2 separate regions of the Mus musculus genome follow, and region 1 is linked to region 2. The links are chromatin loops, found by intact Hi-C in ENCODE. Cell type or tissue: heart. All regions are shown on one strand. Each heading gives the region's core, and the rest is flanking DNA. Links, peaks and the distances in the headings are about the cores only.

What was found. Hi-C counts contacts between places; a loop is a spot of excess contacts. Peaks named below come from ENCODE experiments on the same cell type or tissue, not always from the same donor. Only the 100,000 strongest peaks of a DNase experiment are listed, where the experiment ranks them.
Region 1: it touches region 2 in a loop (3-fold over the local background); 7 of 42 quality-filtered maps call a loop at or near these places.

The regions. Positions count from the first base shown.
Region 1 is chr7:25,182,380-25,192,333 of GRCm38, reverse strand. No RefSeq gene overlaps it. Among named protein-coding and RNA genes, the nearest start is that of Mir7048, 30 kb to the left of the region's middle. In heart, for the core only: no CTCF peak of the experiment used is centred there; a DNase peak (open chromatin) is centred at 4,463; H3K27me3 peaks cover 3,746 bases.
Region 2 is chr7:25,027,092-25,035,091 of GRCm38, reverse strand. The region is part of intron 12 of Grik5 (glutamate receptor, ionotropic, kainate 5 (gamma 2)); the gene reads left to right. Among named protein-coding and RNA genes, the nearest start is that of Atp1a3, 25 kb to the right of the region's middle. In heart, for the core only: a CTCF peak has its summit at 4,840 (motif pointing left); a DNase peak (open chromatin) is centred at 4,811.

The sequences.
Region 1 (9,954 bases), core at 1,111-9,110, 160 kb before region 2:
CTCTGATTGGTGCAACTCGAGTCATGTGGTCTCCTCTTGGCCTGTAGATGGCTTGGGTTTCTTGATGGACAGTCTCATGGAAATGACTTTCAGTGGTCCATGGTGGTGACTTAGAGAGAAGCCGGGGAGAGTTGTGATCAACGAGCGAGCTCGAGCAGAGGTGGATGCTGGAAAGGCAGAAACAATGGATGTCTTGGACAGCCCGTTTCTCCTCACCGCCGGTCCTCCTCCTCCGTACGGCTCACATGGAAGGAGCTAATAACCCCATGCCCAATGCCTATAATATTTAGTTCATATTTAGCCTTTAATTCTCCCTACCAATCCTCTCTGTCAAAATATTTCCTTCCTTGGCTTTTGCATAAGGAACCGACCTAAAAGTCTCATTTCTACCCCCTAAACACTTATCTCATAGTGCCTAGAGGCTGTGGTCTCTTCCAAAGTCTTTCGGTGCTGGGGGCTACCACCGATCTGTAACTAACAGGGGAGGGGAGAGAAGGGACACACACAGTCCAACCTACACACACACCACGAAATAAACATGCTACTATTTTTTAAAAGACTGTGGCCTCGGTTTATGAGCGTGTGTGTGTATATGTGTGTGTATGTGTGTGAGTGTGTATGTGTGTATGTATGTGTGTGTATGTGTATCTGTATGTATGTGTGTGTATGTATGTGTGTGTATGTGTGCGTATGTATGTGTGTGTGTGTATGTATGTATGTGTGTGTATGTGAGTGTGTATGTGTGTATGTGAGTGTGTGTGTATGTGTGTGAGTATGTATGTTTGTGTATGTATGTGTGTATGTATGCATGTGTATGTATGTATGTATGTATGTGTATGTATGTATGTGTGTGTATGCATGTGTGTGTATGTATGTGTATGTATGTATGTATGTGTGTGTATGTGAGTGTGTATGTGTGTGTATGTATGTGTATATGTGTGTGTGTGTATGTGTGTGTGTGTGTACATACACTCACATGGATGTCAGAGGATAACTTACAGGAGCTGGTTCCCTCCTTCCACCATATGAACCCTAGGGATTGAACATAGGTTGTCAGACCTGGTGACAGGCACCTTTATCCACTGAGCTGTCTCACCAGCCCATCTTGCTTTCCTCATCCCTTCTTTTGTTTCTCCTTTCTTCCCTCTTCCTTCCTTCCACAGGGGCTTGCTATATAGCTCAGAATGGCCTTGAACTTTTCATTATCCTACGTCAACCTCCTGAGTGCTAGGCACCACCACGCCCGTCTCCCATAATCAGCCTGTCTCCCTCTCTCCTCCTTCCTCCCCTCTCCGCACCAGGGACTGATGTCTCCCAGGTTGGCCTAGGTCCTCCTGTGTAGTTGAGGATGACCTTGAACTTCTGACTCTACCGCCTCCACCTCCCAAGTGCTGAGATGACCCGCGTGTGCTACCATGCCCTGTTTATGGGGAGATCAAACCCCGGGAGGGCGTTGTGCAAGCTGGGCAAGCTCCCCGCCGACAGAAGCACATCCTCAGCCTGCCCTAGTTCTCTTTTCAGATTTGTGTATTTATTGTGCGTGTGAGTAGTTTGCCTGCATATGCATGCGTGTGCCTTATGTGCATGCCTGGTGTCTGTGGAGGCCAGAAGAGGGTGTTGGGTCCCCTTGAACTTCGCATAGATAGTTGTAAACCACCATGTGGATGTAGCAAGCGCTTTTAACCCTGAGCCATCTCTTCAGGCCCATGTTCTACATATTTTCTTCTTGAAAAGCATCATCAACTTCCAGGATTTCACCTATTAACTTTATGCTTCTTATTGTTTCTTGAGACAGGGAAGTGGTTCTCAACTTTCCTCATGCAGGGACCCTCATACAGTTCCTCATGCTGTTGTGAAGCCCCCCCCCCAATTATTTCATTGATACTTTATAACTCTAATGTTGCTACTGTTGTGAATTGTAATGTGTATATATTGTATATATTTGTGTTTTCTGCTGTGGTTGACACTGGTGATGGCGGTTGCAAGAGCAAACTGATTTTTGTTTTGTTTTTTTTTAAGACAGGGTTTTCTGTGTAGCCCTGGCTGTCCTGGAACTCACTCTGTAGACCAGGCTGGCCTTGAACTCAGAAATCTGCCTGCCTCTGCCTCCCAAGTGCCAGGATTAAAGGCATATGCCACCACTGCCCAGCTCAAACTGATCTTTCTTGCTTCTACTTTTGTCCCTTCAAATATATCTTCTCCAAAAAAAATTACATTTCCTGGACTAGGTCCTACAGGGTTCCAGGCTGGTACAGGCCTGTTGTCCAAGCTCCCTGACAAGTTAACACAGGAAGATTGCAAGTTCAAGGACTGCCTGCCCTACAGAGTGAGTTCAAGACCAGCCTTGGAAATTCAGTGAGACTGTCTTAAAATATGTAAAAAGAGGGCTGGGGGGGGGGGAGCATAGCTCAGTGGTAGAGCCCCCAGCCCAGAATGTGTGGGTTTTTAGACTCAATCACAGATACCATATTTTAAAAGTAATAATAATAAAACCGGGGCTCGAGAGATAGCTCAGCAATTAAGAGCACTGACTGCTCTTCTAGAGGTCCTGAGTTCAATTCCCAGCAATCACATGGTGGCTCACAACCATCTGTAATGGGATCCGATGCCCTCTTCCGGTGTGTCTAAAGAGAGCTACAGTGTACTCATATATATTAAGTAAGTAAGTAAGTAAATAAATAAATAAATAAAATCTTAAAAAAAAAAATACAAGACCAAACCTCAGTGACTCCTCTCTTCTACTTTCCAATGATATTTAATGTTTGAGCCCCAGGCAGTCTCTTCAGCATCTTTCTCTTACTGTTGACTCTTCAATAACCCCTTCCACAGGGAGACAAACAACTAATCCTCACATGAACGCCGGTCATGGCGTTCTCTCTAATTTTAATGCCTTTCTCCTTGTTGTTAGAAGACTTTTCCCTTTTAAAACTCAGCAGGAAAACCTGCTGGGTTGGGGGTGGCGCACGCCTTTAATCCCAACACTCAGGAGGCAGAGGCAGGCGGGAGTTTGAGACCAGCTTGGTCTGCAGAGCTGGTTTCAGGACAGCCAGGGCTACACAAAGAAACTCTGTCTTGAAAAAAACCCAACTGAATCCAAACCAAAAGACCTCAAGGAAATTCTCCAGGTTAGTTTTGCATGCCAGGGGACTCTACTGTTGTGATTGAAGAAAAAACAAGTTACATATGATTTCACGAGGGTCCTGGGAATTGATCAGGCCATGGTGTGTGTGTGGGGGTGGGGTGGGAGGCAAGCTCCCTTATTTGCTCTGACATCTTGCCAACTCTGTGGTTGGGATTTCTGTATGCATTTCTCTCTCTTACTGGATTGTGAATCCTTGACAAAAAGAAGCAGAGGTGGGCTCTCCCAAGTTGTTCTCTGACTACCATACTCTTGCCGCCCAATAAATAAAGAATAATAATGAATATAAAATATAAAATAGACAAACCTTTTGAAAAAGAAATTATCTTCCCACGTCCCCCGAAGGTGTGAAGATGTTCACACCTGCCCGACCCTCCCTTTCCTTTTTGTTGTCTTGTTTTGTTTTGTTTTGTTTTGTTTTGTTTTGTTTTGTTTTGTTTTGAGACAGGGTCTCACCGTGTTGCTTTGGCTGGCCTGGAACAGGCTAAGTAGATCATCAGGCTATCCTTGAACTCATAAAGCTCTGCCTGTCTCTGTTTCCTGAGTGCTGGAACTAACGGTGAGGGCCATGTCCACTCCCACCTCTGTGTTTGAGATGCTCTCATTAAAGTGCCTAGACAGGCTTTGAACTTCCGGTCTCCTTGCCTCAGCCTTCAAGGAAGCTGGGATTACAGGCCTGAGCCACCATGCCCCAGGGTCTCACTATGTAGCTCAGGCTGGCCTTGAATCTCCACCTACTCATTTCTGCCTTCTCAGTGGTAGAGTACAGGCACGTGTCGACTCACACAGCTAAAGTTCATTTTACTATTAAGGAAGGCGGTTGGGGAATTGGCTGGAACTTTGAGCCTGACTGGATGTGAGGAGGAGAAACAGGTCAAGGATGGGGGTCGTTTATCTGAATTAACTTGACTAGGGGGGTGGAGGGGGCAGGAACCCGTGTCTGGGTGTGCTGCATGCACCGATTTGAGATGTTAATTTGGAATTGCTTTCAAGAGGGGCTTTGGGAGGGAGTGCTAAACTGTAGACAAATTTAGGATTGCCGCCGTGGAGATAGCAGATGTGGGGTGGGGGGTGGGGACGGGATGATTCAAGCTTGCACGGAACTGAGAAATCAGGCCTTCTTGGCTGCTGAGAGCGTACTTTTGAATATGATTGCGGTTGTATGCTGCAAAGAAGGGAAGCCAGGTAGGGTTGAAAAGCTCATGTTGGATTTAAGATGTGGGCTGGCCTGGAGCCTGAGAAGGCGCGTGATGGGAGTGGTCTGGCCTGGGCTCCTGAAGGGTCAGGCTGGGCTTGGCCACGGAGTTGTTGGTAATGCATCACTCTGGCCACCAGGGGGCAGCAGCCACATGGACTCCAGAGCGTTGACTGTGATCAGCAAGCCTGGCTGATGTGGTCAGAGACTTAGGGAGCTCCGACGCAGTTGAGGCTACTTGGTAGTTGGATAGCTTTCCCAAGTGAAGGGAGCTGAAAGATGGCAGGGGACTCTTTTCGGACAGTTCCCATTCCTGTCTTAGAGAATCCCCATGGACCATTGGGGATGTAGATAGCTTATTTGACACCATGTCTCAGTAGCCCTGGGGTTGTGTCTTCACTGTCTCTTGGTTTGTTTAAATTGGGGAGGGGGAAGGAGTTGTTTGTTGCTTGTTTGTTTGTTTGTTTGTTTGTTTTGAAACGTTCTCACTGTGTAGCTTTGGCTGGTCTTGGAACTCTCTATGTAGACCAGGCTGGCCTTGAACTCACAGAGATCCAACTGTCTCTGCTTCTCCAATTAAAAGGTTACACCACCACATCTTTCTACATAAATATTAATTAATAGTTACTATTAATCAATATTAATATTATCAGTACAAGGTCTGTCTATGTAGCCCAGGAAAACCTCATATGTTCCATCCCCCTGCCTCAGCCTCCCAGGGATTGTAGGCAAGTCCCACACCCAATTTGTTTGTTTTGTTTTCCTTCCTGTCTTTTTTTTTTTTTAATTAAATGTTTACAAAATTCTATGTGTATGGGTGTTTTGCCTGCATATGTGTGTATCACATTTGGCCTGGTGCCTGCAGAGACCAGAAGAGGTTGCCAGATCCCCTGGAACTGGAGTTACAGATGGTTTTGAGCCACCACATGGGGGGCTGGGAATCAAACCTGGGTCTTCTGGAAGAGCCAGAGCTCTTAGCTGATGAGCTGACTCTCCAGCCCCTCCTTCCTGAATTTTCTTTGATACCATCTCACATAGCCCGAACTGGCCTTGAACTTACTACGTGGTCAAGGTGGTCAAGGATATTTTAAGACAGCCTCTCTCTTTTTAGCGTCCCCCTTCTAGTGCACAGAGAAAGCTCAGGGCCCTGTGAATGCAAACCAAGCGCTTCCCCTGTGGGATTTACTTTATTTATTTGTTTCCTTGAATCTTGTTTTCTCCCATTTATCATTGCATTATTATTTCCAACTATGTGTTTGTGTGTTGTTATATGTACACAATATGTGGGGGTAACTGGAGACCAGAGGAGCTGTTGGACCCCCTGGAGCTAGAATTCCATGGAGTTGTGACCTGCTTGGGGTGGGTGCTGGGGATCGAACTCAGATCCTCTGCAAAGGCAATGCACTTTTTGCAGCATTTCCCTTCAGCCATTTCCCCACATTTTATTTTATTTCCTGGACTAATTTATGATCCTTCTGCTTTAACTTCCTAAGCAGCTTGGATCATAGGCCTGAACCTCCTGCCTCTGCCCACCAAGTGCTGGGATTGCGGTGCCCTCCACCATGTCTGGCAAGTGTTCTTGTTGACTGGGGAACACTCCTCATCTTTCTCCCTCTTGATCATGTCTTATCTCAGGCGTCATCTCTTTCCAGAAGCCTCCAGCACACAGTATGGTTTTTATGCACCCAATGTCACCAAGTTTAAAATTAATGCTTTTTTTTGTTTTTAACTTATGGGGTCTACAAATGCATGGCATGCCTGAGGATATTGGGGGACAGTGTGCAGGTATGGGTTCTCTCCTGCCACCATGCAAATCCTGAGACTCACACTCAGGCTGTCAGTATCTTTACCCACCGAGCCTTCTCACTAGCCCCAAACTCTCCAATTAAAAAAAAATTACTTAATACATGTAACACATAGACAGAAAGAATTATTTAATGTATGGAGAGAGAAAGATAGAGAGTGGAGTAGAGGGATGGAAACTCATAGCCTGGCCTTGAACTCACGTCGAGCAGTCTGCCTCTGCCTTCCCAGTGCTGGGGGTATGCAATGCCACAGAAGACCCTAACTCACTGATTTTAATTTGTTTGAGATAGGTATAGTATGATGTACACACACACACACACACACACACACACACACACACACACACACAGAGAGAGAGAGAGAGAGAGAGAGAGAGAGAGAGAGAGAGAGAGAGAGCAGTGTAACCACCACAGTTGTGATCCAAAACGTTTCCACGAGCCTGGGACTCTCAGCGTCCCATTGCTCTGGGTCCTGTCCCTCCACTCTGGCCTTCTGCAGCAGTTGACCATAGTGCTAGTGCCTAGAAAACGTATGAACATAGCTTGACAGTATGCAATCCTACACACAGCTACCCTCAGGTTTTTGCTTTGTTTGTTTGCTTGCTTGCTTGTTTGTGATAGGGACTTGATATGTAGCCCAGGCTGTCCTCAAATTCACGGCAACCTTGTCTCTGATTTACAAGTGCTGGAATTACAGCTGTGTGCCACTGCATCTGGCTTGTTCTCTTGGACAGAACACTGTAGAACAGGCTGGCCTGGAACCTTAGGTAGTTAAACATGCATACCCACCCTTAAGGTACAAACATACACACACACACACACACACACACACACACACACACACACTCAAACACACACACACACACACCCCAACACTCACACACACATACACACTCACACACACACACACCCCACACACACACATTTGGAGAGGCAGAGTGTGTGTAAAAATAGAAAGGAAGGGCGGGAAGAAGAAAGGAAAGAAAGGCTGCCAGAATGGTTCACCAGGTAAAGGTGCTTGCTGCCAAGTCTGACAGCCTGAGTTCAATTCCTGGCATCTACTTGTTGGAAAAGAGAGCTGTGTCCTGAAAGTTGTCCCCTCTCTCTTTCTCTCTCTCTCTCTCTCTCTCACACACACACACACTCTCTCTCTCTCACACACACACTCACACACACACACAAGCCTGAAAAGAAAAGAACATAGCTTGCAGAATATTGCACATTATATTCTAGAGGACAACTTTTTATTTTATTTTATGTGTTTAAATGATTTGCCCGCATGTACGTCTGTGCACCATGTGTGTGCCTAGTGCTTGAGGAGGCAAGAGGAGGGCACTGGATCCCCTGGGACTGGAGTTACAAATGGTCATGAGCCACCATGTGGAAGCTGAGAATAGAACCCAAGGTCTCTGGAAGAACAGCCAGTGCCACGGAGCCATCTCTTCACCCCCGGAGGATGACTTCTGTGGGTTGCTTCTGGGAACCAAATTCAGATCACCCAACTTTTACAGCGATCTCCTTTGCCTGCTGAGTCAGCTCAGCTGCCTAGGATACTGCTATTTTTCCATGTGCTCCTGAAATATGAACATACAGAGTAAGGAGTGTCCAGAGAGTATGCTCACTCAGGCACATGTGTGGCCCTTTGAGCATATGATACTTCTGGAAATGGGGCTTTCTCAGAAGCATGGGGCACCCTCATTTCCTGTGTCTGTCGTGGCCAGCATGCCTCGTACATCCTTGTGTGTTCTGGGATCATAACTCAGGGCAAGGAGACTCCTAGAAGTCATTGAGGATGAGTGGTATCCAGCGCTTGCTTGACTCTCCTGTGCAATCTTCTGTTGTAGCTGAGGAACACTGCTTAATGTGAACATTCTAGATAATCAAGAGATATTGGACCCTAGGGACATGACTCAGCAGACAAGAGCACTGGCTGCTTTTCCAGAGGACATAGGTTCAATTCCCAGAAACCACATGGCAGTTCATAATGTCTGTGACTCAAGTTCCAGGGAATCCAGTGCCCTCACACAGACGTATATGCAGGCCAAACACCAATGGACATACTAAGCCACACATGTGGCCTGCGCCTGTAATCCCAGCACTCGGGGGATTGGGGCAAGAGGGTTGAGGCGAATTTAAGGCTAGTCTACTACTTTAAGGCTGCACTACTGTGTGAACCCATATCAGACAACTCACAGCTGTCTATAACTCTAGCTCATGGGGATCCAAGGTCTTCTTATGGCCTCCAAGGGCTTTCACATCACATGTGCATGTGCACATGCACACATGTGCACACACACACACATACACACACACACCTAAATAATAACAAATCATTCAGGGTCCTGGTGGTGCATGCCTTTAATCCCAGTGTTCGGGCCGAAGAGGCAGGCAGTTCTCTGAGTTCAAGGCCATCCTGGACTACAGACTGAGTTCCAAGACAGCCAGGGCTACACAGAGAAACCCTGTCTTGAAAAACAACAACAAAGGTCTGGAGAGATGGCTCAGTGGTTAAGGGCAATAACTGCTCTTCCAGAGGCCTGGGGTTCAAATCCCAGCACACACATGGCAGCTCACAACTGTCTGTAACCCCCAGATCTGACACCCTCACACAGACATACATTAAGGCAAAATACCAATACACATAAAGATAAATTTTTAAAAAATTCTTAAAACAAAAACCTCACGGGCTAAGATGGCTGGGTTGATAAAATGCTAGACTTGCAAGCACAGGATTCCAGATATGATCCTCCAACCTCGGTGGAAAAGCCCGGTGCTGAGGAGTGTGGCATATTGTAACCCCAGCATCAGGGAGATGCTGCATCCCTGGGACTCAGCCACCATCCAGCCTGGCTTAACTGGGGACCTTCAGGACAAGGAGAGACATTGTCACAGATGAACAGCTCTCAAAAGACACAGGAAACTGACCTCTGTCCTCCATGTGCACATATGCACACGTACCCTCACATACCTATGTACCTACAGATAAACAAACACACACACTCAACGATTTTTAGACACTAACACTCTCCCAAAGAGATTATGTACAATAAATACACACTGTCCAGAAAGCGAATAGTGCATAGCATGTGTCTCTCGACATCTCTTCGGTCCTTAGCTCCAGGGCTAATGTGCTGAGCACCCTCGTGCTGTATATGTGATTATCAGGACTTGCTTATTCTTGGGGAGGAGATCTTTACCCTAGGTGTTCTGGAGATGCCAAGGGTCAGCGGATGCAAACACACCCTTGCACCCTTCTGTGTCTTGAAAAGTCCCTCTGGAAGCTACAGGTGATCTCGTGTGTCTGTGTGCAAAGTACTCGGGAATCATTGGGACATATTTATGTGGAGTAAGGTGATTGTTTTATTTATTTAGTTTTTTTTTATTTAAAAGAATTTAAATTTTTTAGATTAAACGATTGTTTATTGTTTTGTGTGTGTGTGTGTGTGTGTGTGTTCTGTGTGTGAGTGAAGGTCAGGACAACTTTTGTGAGTCCATCTTCTACTTTGTGAATTCTGTGGGTTAAACAGGTGACAAGGCTTGGCAGCACTCTTCTTTAACAGATAAGCCATCTTGCTAGCCCCTATGTGGATCAGACTGGCCTCAAATTTATGGTGATTCTCTGCTCTCCAAAAATTCTGGGATTACCAATAACTCCTGTTAATTCTGGGCCTGGAACCCAGGGCTTTGTGCAAACTATATTCCCACTCCCTGTGGTATTTTTCCTTTTTGTTTTATTTGTTTGGGCTTTTTTGTTTTGTTTTGTTTGAGACAGGGTATCATGTAGCCCAGGCAGATCTTGATCTTGCAATGTAACC
Region 2 (8,000 bases), core at 1-8,000:
GCTCTGGATATTCTCTTGGGAAGCAGCTACAATAGGGAGAGAGGAGAAGCAGATGGCTCTGTTGGATGAGAGGAGGCGTAAACCTGGAAGACTTGGCCTGGTCTGCAGCATCAGTTATGGCAGGTGTGCTCCCAGATTGGATGTGCGTGGATGGAGTCAAGTGGCTGTGGGGTTGAGCTGGACCAGCCAAACGGGTGGTATATCCTGTTTCTACCATGCAGCGGTCAGATTGAGAAAGGAGAATTACATTTGGATGCCAGTGTTTGAAACTGAAAGGGAAGACTAGGGAATTCCATTTATGGCTGGGGCGTGAATTATTAAGCTCATCCCCTATCAAAGGCTGGCTGGGTGGTTTCCAGTATTCGCTGGCATGGCCGTTGCCCCTCTGAACTTGGCCTGTGGGTTTGTGGGAATGTCCCTGAGGGATGCATTCTGAGAAGTAGGAGGGCCAGGTCAAAGAGTAGGGATTGTCTTGAAGTATATACTGCCAAATGGCTGTTCAAAAAGGCTCTGCCGATTTCTATTCCCACAATGGAGGAGAATGTTGGGTTTCCTGAGCACTTGCCAACAGTGGATATTATCAAGCTGTGGGGGGAGGGGGTTCTGTGCCAATGAGGAAGGCCCAAAATAGTATCTGATTGTTTTAACCTAAACACTTACATAGCTGCAGGCCCCATGTAAATACACTATTTAGTATTTAAATAGATTTTTAAAAACTTTCTATATATATATATATATATATATATATATATATATATATATATATATATATATATGTGTGTGTGTATGTGTATATAGAGAGTATTTACCTGTATGTGTGTATGTGGTACCTGGTGCCTGTGAAGTTTGGATCCTCTGAAACTGGAGTTACAAATGGACAGGAGCTGTCATGTAGGTCCTGGGACTTGAACCTGTGTCCTCTCCAAGTGTAGCAGGTGCTCTCCTAACCTCTGAGCCATCTCTCTTTCTTCCATTCCACTGCTGCCTTCCTTTCATCCTCTCTGATCCTTCCTTTCTTTTAAGATGAGATCTTGCTATGTCGTCCATGTAAACTTCTATCCAGTCCCTGGGCTCAAGTGATTCTCTCGCCTCAGCCTCTGGAGCAGCACCCCCTCACACCCCCCACCCACAATTACAGCTGCCAGCCACCACAGTTAGCTTCTTTTCTTTCTTCTTTTTTGGTTTTTAGAGACAAGGTTTCTCTGTGTAGCCCTGACTGTCCTGGAACTCACTCTGTAGACCAGGCTGGCCTCGAACTCACAGAGATACACCTGGCTCTGCCTCCCAAGTGCTGGGGTTTAAAGTGTGTGCCACAACTCTCTAGCTTTTAATTAATTTTGAAGTAGAATGTCACATAGTCCAGGCTGGCCTGGGAACGTGCTGAAGATAGCTTTGAACTCCTGATCCTCTTATCTCCATGTCCTGAGAGCTGAGATTGTAGACATGAACCACCATTCCCGGCCCCTTATTTTTCCCAAGCAGATTCTCAGTATAGAATGATCAATTTGCCAGGCATGGTGACACACACCAGTAACCCAAGCAAAGCTGGCAGGTGGATCTCTGAGTTGGAGGTCAGCCTCGTCTCTGCAGCCAGTTCCAGAGCAGCCAGGACTGCGCAGTGAGAACAGCGAGAACCTGCCTTAGAAGAAGGAGAAGGAGAAAGAGAAAAGGAAAAAAAGACTAGATAAGGGCTAGAGATGTAGCTCAGTGGTAGAGCAAATTGCCTGTTGTATGTGAGGCTGTGAGTTCCATCACCAGCCAGAGAGAGAGAGAGAGAGAGAGAGAGAGAGGAGTGCCAGCCCTCTTAGTGGCTTCATTGTGTATTGTACAATTGCTTTTCAGAAGCCATTCCTGTCACTGTTTCTGTAAGCTGCCCCCCTGCTTTGCCTGCTGATATGATCACGTGGTGGACAGAGTCTAAGCCCAAAGTCAACCCAGAATGTGTCTGATAGGGTGATGGACCCACCTTGTTTTCCCAGTTCCTGGCTGGAGGGTTGAAGCTCACATATCTGGAAACTAGTAGAGTTCCAGGCTGGCGCACTGACCCAAGGAGCCAGGGCCACGGTGGTCACAAAAGCCTATTCCCTAGAATGCCCCATGTTTCCCTGCCTAATAACTCTAGAGCAGTTCTTCATCCTCCAGGGGAAATTGCGGAGATCAGAGCCACCGTCCACGGCTTGAAAAGAGCAGGGTACCTGTCCCACCCCCATCTCATTGCCTGCGTGCTACATGCAAAGGCAGGGGGATCCTGGAAAGTGGTTGTGGGTTTGACGAAGTGGGGACTGAACTGCAGTTGCCGTCCCAAACACCAGAGCCAATCAGCACAGCTGTGGGCCCACATGAGGGGCCTGGCAGCCATCTTCTCAGCCACACTGATTTCTAAAGCCCACCTGGAGCCCAGTGCACGCCCTCGAAGCCTTGCCTTGGGGCAGCATCGATGTTTCCGCTCTCTGCCCTGATACAGCTCCATAGAACTTGATCTCCAGGGTCCCATAGCCCAGTGCTGACTGCTACTTGGATGGTGATACACCAATGGTGTCCAAGGAGCCCAGCGTAGTTCATTAGTGAGATTAGCAGTAGTCCTTGCGTATGTCAGTCAAGACTAGTCTGGAGATAACAAATAACTGCTTAACTCACTAAAATTACAGCAGTTACATGGCGTGTGTGTGTATGTGTGTGTGTGTGTGTGTGTGTGTGTGTGTGTGTGTGTAGACTGGGTTCATCTTCCTCCCTCAGTCTTCCCAGTGCTAAGACTGCTGGGCATGTGCACTCATGCCTACCTGTGGTTATCTGAACAGAGAGAATTGTGTGTGTATGTACGGTGTATGTGTGTGTACACTGTTTTCATATATACATTTGCGTGTGCATGCAAAGCTCATGTGGAGGCCAGCAGTCAGTGTCTGGGATTCTCTTCTGCCCCCTCCACACTTTTACTGTATATATATGGATATATACATTTTTATAAATGTATCACCCGTGTGTGCTTGGTGCCCAGAGATGCCAGAAGAGGGCTTTGGATGCCCTGGAACTGGGATTACAGATGGTTGTGAGCTGTCATGTGGGTGCTGGGAATTGAACCTGGGTCATCTCTACCCACTGTCCCATCTCTCCCGCCCTCCACCTTATTTGGAGGTTCTTCACTGAACTTGCCAGCTAGATTGGCTGGCCAGTGAGCTCTAGGAATTCGCCTGTGTGTTCCCTGCCCACAGGTACTGAGGTTACAAGTGGCGACCTCTCCATGTCCAGCTCTTATGTGGGTTCTGGGCTTACACTTTACCCACTGAGCCATCTTCCCAGCTCTAGAAAGAGTTGCCAAGTAACCAGTCACAGCAGGGTCACTGAAATCCCAGCACTCACGTGGCTCAGGCAAGAGGATTACAAATGTAAGCCTACCTAGGCAACTGTGAGACTCTGTCCCAGAATAAAAAGGAAAGGGGGGCCAGCAAGATGGCTCAGTGAGGGAGTGAGGGAGATTCCTTGCCCCCAAATCTGAGCTTAATTTCTGGAACCCATGAGAGAGAGAGAGAGAGAGAGAGAGAGAGAGAGAGAGAGAGATCCTGCAGATTGTCTTCTGCTCACACATGAGCACCATGGCCTGCGTGTGCGCATACACACACACACACACACACACACACACACACACACACACACACACAGAGGAAAAGAAGTCTGGGGGGTGTAGCTCAGTGGTTGGTACAAGCACATGGCAACAGCTCCTGCTGAAGACCGCCGGATTCACAGGTAGCCGCTCATCCCAGAGTGCCAGTATTTGCTTGGCGCTGTTGACATTTGGCAGGTGTTTGGGATATCATGGCAGTTTTCACCACATTATATAGTGTGACTTCCACACACATGTCCACCAAAGGGCCCATCCAGCTTTGTGTTTGGAGGGAGGCTGGTCAGTCCCCTGAGCCCAACAATCTAGCAATTGGCAGAATGCCGGTGTCCTGTGTGGGGCTCTCTGTGGTGACTGGTCCTTTGAGACACCTCTTCTGGCTCTCCTGGCTCCTGGAGGGCCCCACGGAACACCCAACACCTGATCGTCTGTCTGTCTGTCTGTCTGTCTGTCTGTCTGAGGACTGTGTAGTCTGAGTGCCTGTCCAGACTTGACTTGTGGGTCATCTCTGCCTCAGTCAGATCCTTACCACGTCATCGACTTGCTAAGTGAGAGTAAAAGACCTCCGAGTCAGCAGTGGGGGGCTTCCCAGTAAACCATACAGGAGATATGTTTGACACTCAGCCCTTCTGTCACATGGACATGCAGTCACACAGCATGTAATCGAGGAGCCATGTTCCAGCTCTGCAAAGGCACTGGAGCTAGGCCTGGCTGCAGGGCCACTCTTGCCCACCCTTCCTCTCCGATGCTGTGCTGAAGGTGGCCACACCTCTAGTTCTGACAGCAACGGGGAAAGCTAGAGCTATTTATCAGAAACACAAAGATGCTGCAACTTGGCCCCCTTGAGGCTGACACTGGGCAAAGCCAGCCCTGCAGTTGTTGCTAGGTCAGAGCAAAGGAGAACCTGGAGGGAGGCAGGAGCAGTGGTTCTCAGCCTGTGGGTTGCTACTCTTTCAGGAGTTGAACGACCCTTTCACAGGGGTTGCCTAAGAGTATTGGGAAACTATGACATTTACATTACGATTCATTACAGTGGCAAAATTACAGTAGCAGCAAATTGATTTTATGGTTGAGGCTCACCACAACACAAGGGACTGTATTAAAGGGTCGCAGCATTAGGAAGGTTGAGAACCACTGCTCTAGAGCCCCCTAGGAGAGGAGCCTTGCAGAGCAATCCTTCCCTGGGGCTACAGCCTTAAAGCCTTTCCTATAGCACCCCCTACTGGTGGAGCCTGGTAGAGCATTTGGCAAAACAAAAGTGGGTTTCAGGCTGGCTTCCCTCCCTGAAGTTTGAGTTTGGACATATCAGAGGGACAATCACAAAGGGCTTCTTTTGACTTTGGAACATTCAGGTGACCCTTCCTCCATTATTTCTTTTGTTACTTTGTTATCAGTCAAAATAATAGGGTGTTTTGGTTTGGCTTTTTTTTTTTTTTTTTTTTTTTTTTTTTTTTTTTTTTTTGAGACAGGGTTTTTTTGTTTTTTGTAGCCCTGGCTGTCCTGGAACTCACTCTGTAGACCTCGAACTCAGAAATCCACCTGCCTCTACCTCCCAAGTGCTGGGATTAAAGGTGTGCACCACCACTGCCTGGCTTTTTAACACCCTCCTCCCTTTTTTGGAATAGGTTTGATTATAGTGTTTCCATACATAATTTACTTTATTGATCCCCTTCTTACCTCTTCAGTTCCTGCCCCACCCTTGTGTCCTTTTACTTCCAATAGTTCTTTCTCCCCTCATATTGTGTGTGTTCTATTACCCTACCTCTCCTCTTGCCCCCTTTTAAAGTCTTTCATCTCACCTATTATTTACTTTAGTTTTTTTTTCTCCTAGAACTGGGGGCTGAACATGGGGCTTCATACAATCTAGCTAGCCCGCTTTTCCTTTCCCCCATGGGCCCCTTTCTATACCCACACAATGGAATTTTATTCCACCATGAAGAAAACATTCGCCGCTCCACTCCTCAGGGCTCAGCATCTTATTGTTCTTTCATGAGGCTTTGCCCCACCTGCTTGGCCAACTAAGGGGGTTCAGTAAATATTTAAAGATCTGTTGGATGGATGAGCAGAATAGGCAGGTGATTGCAGTGTGGGGGTAGAGAGCGAGATGGTGGGGTGGGGGATGCAGGGGGAGGCTGGTGGCACAAGGTGGGAGATGTTTGAGGTAGGGTCTTACGGGAGCAGGCAGATGTGCTCAGGGCTTTATAAAGGCAGCTGAGAGTGTTGGTCAGTGGTTGAAGGATGAGTGTTATTGTGTCATTTAAGCAGGGGGTGGTGTGGTGACTGCAGCTTGGGGTCCCTCGGGCTGCCAGCTGAGTGGCCTGGGAGACAGAAGTGAACAGCATCTGAAGCAGAGGGCAATGGTGGCATTCCTAGGGTGTTTAGGGGCACAGTCAGGAAGGCCGAGTGTGATACAGCCAGGATGAGAGAGACACATGAGTGCCGACTGACCTCCAGGCTTCTCTCAGGGAGGGCTGAGGCAGACAGGTCTCAGAGCACTGCCGGGGCACAAGAAGACACTGAAGTCACTGCAGCTTCCCCAGAGCTGGAGAGATGGCTCGGCAGTTAAGAGCGCTCGCTGGCTGTTCCTGCCAAGGACCAGAGTTCTGTTCCCAGCACCCACATGGTGACTCAAGTTCCAGGGAACGCACATAGATACACACGGGCAGGTAAAATGCTCATACACATAGAATAAAGTCAGTGTGCACTCATTGCTGAGCTCCCTGCCGACAGAGGAGTCAGGCCCGGACTGACTTCAGAACCCCCAACTTTGGACGGTGGGAACAGCAGATGGGAAAACTCACATCGAGGGCAAGTGGTTCCAAATCCCAGAATCATCTACATCCATGTGTCCACCCTCTCCATGTTTCCATTTCTTCACATGTAAAGTGGTGGGTATGGAGGCCACTCTGCATAGAGCAAGGATCTGGGGATCAGACACACTGTTCTGGGGACCCCCCAGGATGGTGGCCATGTGGGGCAGTGACATGCTTGAGGAAGTGTTTAAACTTAGGTGGGTTCCAGCGTGGTACAGGGGAAGAAGACAGCTTGAAGGAAGGCCCAGGAGACAACAGTGGTGTTCCAAGCCCAGCCAAGGATTATGGGACGTGAGATACAGCAGTCCCTGCCCTGATCTGGCCTCTGTGCAGTTGTCACAGACAGATGACACAGCAGCCAGACCCAGCCTTTGAAGGTCTGTGGTTTGGTAATGGAGACACAGAAGTGAACAGACATTTTATAGTTTGAGCTGAGTGCTGAGGTCAAGGGATGTCTGGACTATCTGAGGGGCTTTGGATGAATGGCTGGGATCACCCCCAACCCTTCCCCCCCCTTTTTTTTTCTTGGTTTTTCGAGACAGGGTTTCTCTGTACATCCCTGGCTGTACTGGAACTCACTCTGTAGACCAGGCTGGCCTCGAACTCAGAAATCCCACCTGCCTCTGCCTCCCGAGTGCTGGGATTAAAGGCTTGTGCCACCACGTCCGGCTAACCCTTCCCTTTTTAAAGACAGAGTTTCATTATATAGCCTTGGTTGGCCTGGAACGAGATATGCAGACCAGGCTGGCCTCACACCTGCAGAGATCTACCCGCCTCAGCCCCCTGGGTGTCTGGATCAAAGGTGTGTGCCACTACACCTAGTCCATTAACACTTGGGAGAAAAGAGGACCCTGGGTGGGCTCTGTGGGGTGCTCTAGGGAGGCCTGACTCCTTGGCACTGAGGTTAGCCGTCCTTGAGCTTGAGTTTGGTTTCTGCCTTCGGTGGTGAGGAGGAACTGGGGAGGAGCAAGTGCAGAGGCTTGCGGTAGAATTGAGAGCAAAGGGCAGGCCCCACAGGCCTGTGCAGGCAGGCGTGCCAGCAAGGCAGGTGTCTGGCTCTCAGAGGCCATTGAGTGGTATAGAAAATAGCCATATGGATAATATATGTTTGTTTGTTTTTAAGGTTTATTTAATGTATGTGAGTATTTTGCCTGCGTGAAAATATATGTACCATATGGGTGCCTGTTGTCTATAGAAGTCAGAAGAGAGCATTAGATTTCCTGAAACAGCAGAGACAGATGTTTGTGAGATGCCATGTTGATGCTGGGAGCTAAACCCTAGTCCTCTGGAAGAACTTATAGTGCTTATAACCACTGAGCCATCTCTCCAGCCTCCCTTTGGCTTATGTGTGGGGAATGGATGTAAACTTTGTGAGAGATGGAGGGAGGGTGACAATTTTGGAATTTTCGATTCTTTAAAAAAAAACAGAAATATTATAGCAGATAATTTCTGTGAATGCGTGACATTGGGGATTCTGGGGACTTTTCAGAGCGTATATAACTGGTAGGGTCCCAAGAGGGCTCGGTGGGTTGTTGGTTGTTGTTGGTCACAGTTTGTTAAATAGTCATGCT